Regions from separate parts of the Homo sapiens genome. Here region 1 is linked to region 2. The links are chromatin loops, found by intact Hi-C in ENCODE. Cell type or tissue: B cell. All regions are shown on one strand. Links, peaks and the distances in the headings refer to the core of each region. The heading gives the core; the rest is flanking DNA.

Region 1 (2,829 bases), core at 133-2,632, 150 kb before region 2:
TTTAATTATGCAAGTAATATGCTAATACATCCTTATTATAAAAATAAAAGCATTGCAATTAAAACCAAACTCTCCACTGACTGTTCTCCCATCCCACAATATAATTCCCTCTTCCACAGGTACTAATAACAGGGAATTCATCAATGTACTTACAGTCCTTTTGCTGTGCAATATTTAGGGTTTATACTGTACAATATTTTTATCAACATAAATAGCATAATACTGTATATATTATTCTGCAACTTGCATTCTCAATCAATAATGCATTTTGGCAATCTTCTCTTTTCATTATATGTAGATTCGTGTCATTATTTTTAATATATGGAACATAGACTTATTATAACCTGTGATATCACTTTTTACTATATGATTATGTTATTTCCAACTTTTTATGGCCCCAAAATTGCTGCTTGTTCATGCTTTCTTTTACAATAAGAGTAATGCCAAGACTGGGACGCAGTAATTGCTAGGTCATAGAATACATTCCTTTCCAATATGAATATTTACTAACATATATTTTTATGTTGTGATGGGAAAGATATCTCACCTATTTTCCTTGCCACCAGGGTAAAGTGGTATATTAATTTCCTTGTATTGTATATTGTACTCGAGATAGATAACTTGTTAATTATCTTCTAATGTTAACATTTATTCTTTTACAAATTTCATTTCATCATAAAATTAATATGTGCTTATTACATTGAAAATTTGGAAAATACAAAAGAGTGGAAGGAAAACAATCCCCGTATTCCTATGAGGTGAGATGTTCGATACCCAAAAAATGGCGTACTTTCCTAGGAAATTTTTTAAAAACTATAATTTGGTAACAACTAATGTTAAAGATCAGGTTACTAGTATGCTGTTTTGAAATTAACAAGGTAATAAGTTACGGCTTAAAGATACCAATATTTTACATTATTTGAATTTCTGTTGGAAGAATTTAGGAATCAAAAAACTCATGTATTTTATATATTAGTTACAAAGTTAGTATTCCACATTTATGAACTTTTTGTCCTTTTTTGAATAGTATTCTTTTTACAGAGACAAAAAGTTATCATTACTTTTAAGATGCTTCTGAGACCTGTATGGAAATTATAATAGTAACAAGAATTATTTAAAAATTGAATTTAAAAGTTATTTGTGATATTTATTATACTTGGAATATATGCATCTCTAGAATTTTCATGGGTCTTCATAATTTTATGGAGTTAAAAATGTGTTTTCAATGGAATGGTAGTCTAAAACATGTAGTTGGGCAGCATAAATTATGTGAAATTTAAGTAATGTGATATAAAAATTAATAGCCCATATATTCTGAGAAGAATGGGTAATTTTGTGGTTCTCATCAAACTTAAATGAGATTTGCGTAATTTCAGTTGGTGAACAAGCTAAAGGAATCGTAGATTGTTTTTACTCCTGCCACATGGTGGAGCTACTTCAGCTTTAATGGAAAGAACCAGCCATTGTTAGTATGGTATGTTCCACCTGTTGCTTTATGAGCATTTCTATAAGAGATCTTGGTTATTTTATGCTATTATGTTTAATAATCACTTAAATAATTTCAAATTGTTTTACTTCTTTTTATATTAGCATTCATTAGGAGTTGGTACTAAAGCTCATGCTGGAAAATGTGCATTCAGATACATAACTTTTCACAGATGTTAGCTATAATTCACTCCCACAGAAAAAGCCAAACAACTCCCTTGATGTGTTTTACCACTAATTTAGAAAAGAGCAGTTGCTAAATATTGTAGATAATGCTAAGAAAATAAAGAGCGGCATCAAAACAGAAATGTGCTACAAAGTTGTAGGTATTTGGGCTCTGTGAACCAGTTCCCCACGGAAACATAAGCCTTAAATTATGCAAAATTATAAGGAGTACATACCCCTCATAAAACACAACTAACTCACGTTGGGGCTGAAAAACTATAAGCAAACACTGTCACAATATTTTGATGCCCTGCTTTGCTAATACTAATAGTTACTTTAATACTAAGTGAAGGCCTAATAATGTCAAGTAATTTGAATATAAAACAGTCATTGGAAAATAGAATCATAACAAGTTAGATGCTGTAAGCATGGGGAACTCAATGAATGATTGGTGCTAAATTCCCCATTCACATGGCTGTACTGTGTAGAGCTCATCTTTTGTATAAATCACTGTACTACAGTTGATTAGCAATAGTAAAGAATGCTTCATTAAAAGTTAAAAATATTTCTTTCAGTATTGTACTATTGGTGCACAGTAAATTGATTGGCCCATCAAGTGAATTAATTAACAATTCAATATGAATTTGTTTCAAACAAAGGAAAACAAGCATGAAAATTATGTACAAAATGAGAAGAATCAAGTTAATAAGCAAAACCCAGCACCACGTATATATCTTTCATCTATTAAACTCAAAACTGGTGACTTAAATGATGAACTGGATAAAGAAAATGTGGTACATATACACCATGAAATACTACTCAGCCATAAAAAAGAAAAAAGTCACATCCTTTGCAGCAACATGGATGGAGCTGGAAGTTCTTATCCTAAGTGAATTAATGCAGGAACAGAAAACCAAAGGCTGCATGTTCTTACTTATAAGTGGGAGTTAAACATTGAGTACACATGGACACAAAGAAGGGAACAATAGACACCAGGGCCCAGTTGAGGGTGGAAGGTAGGAGGAGAGTGAAGATTGAAAAATTACCTATTGGGTACTATGCTTATTACTTGGGTGACGAAATAATCTGTATCTTGTCAAACCCCCATGACATATATTTACCCATTCCACAAACCTGCACCTGTACCACCTAAACCTAATATAAAAGGTGGAAAGAAAA
Region 2 (2,829 bases), core at 50-2,549:
TCCCTAATGTGTAGTGCACATATCAGTTGCCTGTACAATCCTGATAAAAGGGCTTGCTTTCTACCACAGAGCATAATGGTGTGGCAATGGAGTTAGTATCCTGAGTGACCCTCTAGAAATATTAGCTATGCTGAATCCCATAGAAAACTCACAGAGAAAGTAGTGAATGCAGCGATATGACTCTGAGTTAGGATTCAGTAAACTGCAAAAGTAATTGTCAACATAGGCACAAGGATTTTGACCAATAACTGCTTTTCCGTATAGTTTATTTTTGAGGGCTTGCTCAATGTAGCAAGTTCCCCATCTTACAGTTGCAGAGCCTCAGCTGTAGAATTTGAGTACAGGCTGCAGGTGACTAGGGAGCACTGTGCCTCCACAGCACAGAGGTAGATGGCCGAGTCTCCGGTCTGGGTGGCTGTGATGTTCAGGATGCTGAAAAGTTCTTTCTTATCTAATATGCTACTTAGTCTTCCTGACTTCTTTTCAATTCCACTTGAAGTTAGCATAAATAGAAATGTGGGAGCTTTCTTTTCCTGCTTGTACCATAGTAGGCTTCGAAAGTTAGTCACTTCATAACTGCAATTGAGAGTTACGGTGTCTCCCTCGTGGACAACCAGAGATAGAGGGCTTTGTACCACCTTGTCTTCACTGCTCACCCCTGTGTAGAAAAATGTGATAATTATTCACCGTTGGAACCACAGGGCTCCCAGACAATAAGTCAGAACGAAGTCTACTTTACCCTTTTAGTGTTCTGAGGATCAATCCTCAGGTTTCCTGGTTGCCCCTGACCCTTTGTAGTAACCCTACTTACAGCTCAGTAGAAGCCAAAAGATAGCTAGTAAAGCCTGTGGACACTTCATCATCCTTCAGTTATCAAGTGTGTTTTCCTGGGCAAAACGTGATTCACTACCTTTAAGCGTTTCCTTTTCTTTTTGAACCATCACACTCTACCCCTAGCGTCTGCCTGTGTGCGCGTGCGTGCACACACACATGCACACACACGGACACAGACACACACTCAGAAAAAGGGAAATAGCAATTTGGCAATTCAGCCAACCATTAAAAAAAGTGTCATTTGGTTCTATTTAAATTCAAATCCCTCCCACTCAATCACCCATGGAAGTCATTCAAAATAGAACACCGCCATCTTGTGAGCTGGTGCAGAATAGCTGAAAACTAGTGTCCACATGTTTTATGAAAGATGGTAGATACTTCTAAAATTGTCTTACCATTGAAGGACAGGCTACCCAAAGCTGTCCATAATCTTAGGAGTCAGTAATTCTATTATTTCTTGTCCATGATTCTTAAGGGAATGGTCATGCCTGCTCCATACCCACTCGTTCATCTCCTTGCTAAGTGAAACCTGGCATAGCCAGGCCATGACCCTGCATATGATGGTAAGTCTCTGAGAAATAGCAGAGTCCCCAAATGAGAATAACCTCAGTTCCTCAAAGATCATGTAAGGCAGAGTCATCTGCTGACCTGGAATATCTGCTCCAGATTTTCACAAGAAAGACAAACTTTGTTCATTAAGCCTCTGAACGTTTGGCATATATTTGTTAGAATAGTTTGGCCTTCGCTAGTATACTTGGAGTATAGCTTTGGTTGCATTCCATTCCATAAATGTTATTACATAGTTTTCTTGTCATCGTCTAGGAATGTCTATTTTTAGTAAAATACATATAATCTATGTAGGTAGTGTTCAAGTCTAGGAAGACTAGTACTTTCTTGCTTGATCTTTATGATCACTAAGAAAAAGAATTACTAATTAGAAAGTTCAAATCTCAAGGTGAAGACAAACATATTTGCATTCCAGAAAAGCTGAATTGCCCAGTTGAGAGGAAGTGATGGATCGCTTGGTTTCCAAGACTACTTTTTTTGTGACAATGATAAAGTGGCCTAATTCTCTAGATCTTAAGCAAGAAACAAAACCCAGAAACATGAAGTAAGAGACTGATGATGTGACAACACCACAATAAAGTAAATAATGCCATGTTCTATTACTGCTTATGAATATAGTTTGTACTGTCCCCATGAAGGTCAGATAATTTAACCCACTGTTTTTTGTTTATAAGCTTCCTTCTGCATTTCTGGGTGGCACAGAGGCACAGATATGAGAATTAATTAGCATCTTGCCCCTTAATTGATGTAACTTTTTTTTTTTTTTGAGACAGAGTCTTGCTCTGTCACCAGGCTGGAGTGCAGTGGTGTGATCTCGGCTCACTGCAACCTCTGCCTCCTGGATTCAAGTGATTCTCCTGCCTCAGTCTCCCAAGTAGCTGGGACTATAGGTGCGCATCATCACGCCCAGCTAATTTTTTTTTTATATTTTTAGTAGAGACGGGGTTTCACCATGTTGGCCAGGATGGTCTTGAACTCCTGACCTTGTGATCTGCCCGCCTCGGCCTCCCAAAGTGCTGGGATTACAGGCATGAGCCACTGTGCCCGGCCTCTCATGTAAACATTTTTAATTGACTGTCTTCTTTGTGCCAGGAACAGAGGAGCATACAGAACTGAATAAGGCAATCTTTACCTTCAATACTAGCCCACACTTTAAAAAGCCTTCTATAGAATTATTATTTGACCCAGCAATCTCATTGTTGGGTATATACCTAAAGGAATATAAATTTTTCTACCATAAAGACATATGCACACCTATGTTCATCACAGCACTATTCACACTAACGAAGACATGGAGTCAACCTAAATGCCCAACAATGGTAGACTGGATAAAGAAAATGTGATACATATACACCATGGAATGCTACACAGCCATAAGAAAGAATGAGATCACATCCTTTGCAGCAACATGGATGGAGCTGAAGGCCA

What was found. A loop is a pair of places that touch in the nucleus more often than their neighbours do. Peaks named below come from ENCODE experiments on the same cell type or tissue, not always from the same donor. Only the 100,000 strongest peaks of a DNase experiment are listed, where the experiment ranks them.
Region 1: it touches region 2 in a loop (13-fold over the local background); 21 of 110 quality-filtered maps call a loop at or near these places.

Annotation. Positions count from the first base shown.
Region 1 is chr14:22,374,127-22,376,955 of GRCh38, reverse strand. It overlaps TRA. Among named protein-coding and RNA genes, the nearest start is that of TRD-AS1, 110 kb to the left of the region's middle. In B cell, for the core only: CTCF peaks have their summits at 1,196 and 1,402 (motif pointing right); a DNase peak (open chromatin) is centred at 1,425.
Region 2 is chr14:22,224,796-22,227,624 of GRCh38, reverse strand. It overlaps TRA and TRAV36DV7. Among named protein-coding and RNA genes, the nearest start is that of TRD-AS1, 260 kb to the left of the region's middle. In B cell, for the core only: a CTCF peak has its summit at 1,173 (motif pointing left); a DNase peak (open chromatin) is centred at 1,064; H3K4me3 peaks cover 862 bases; H3K27ac peaks cover 836 bases.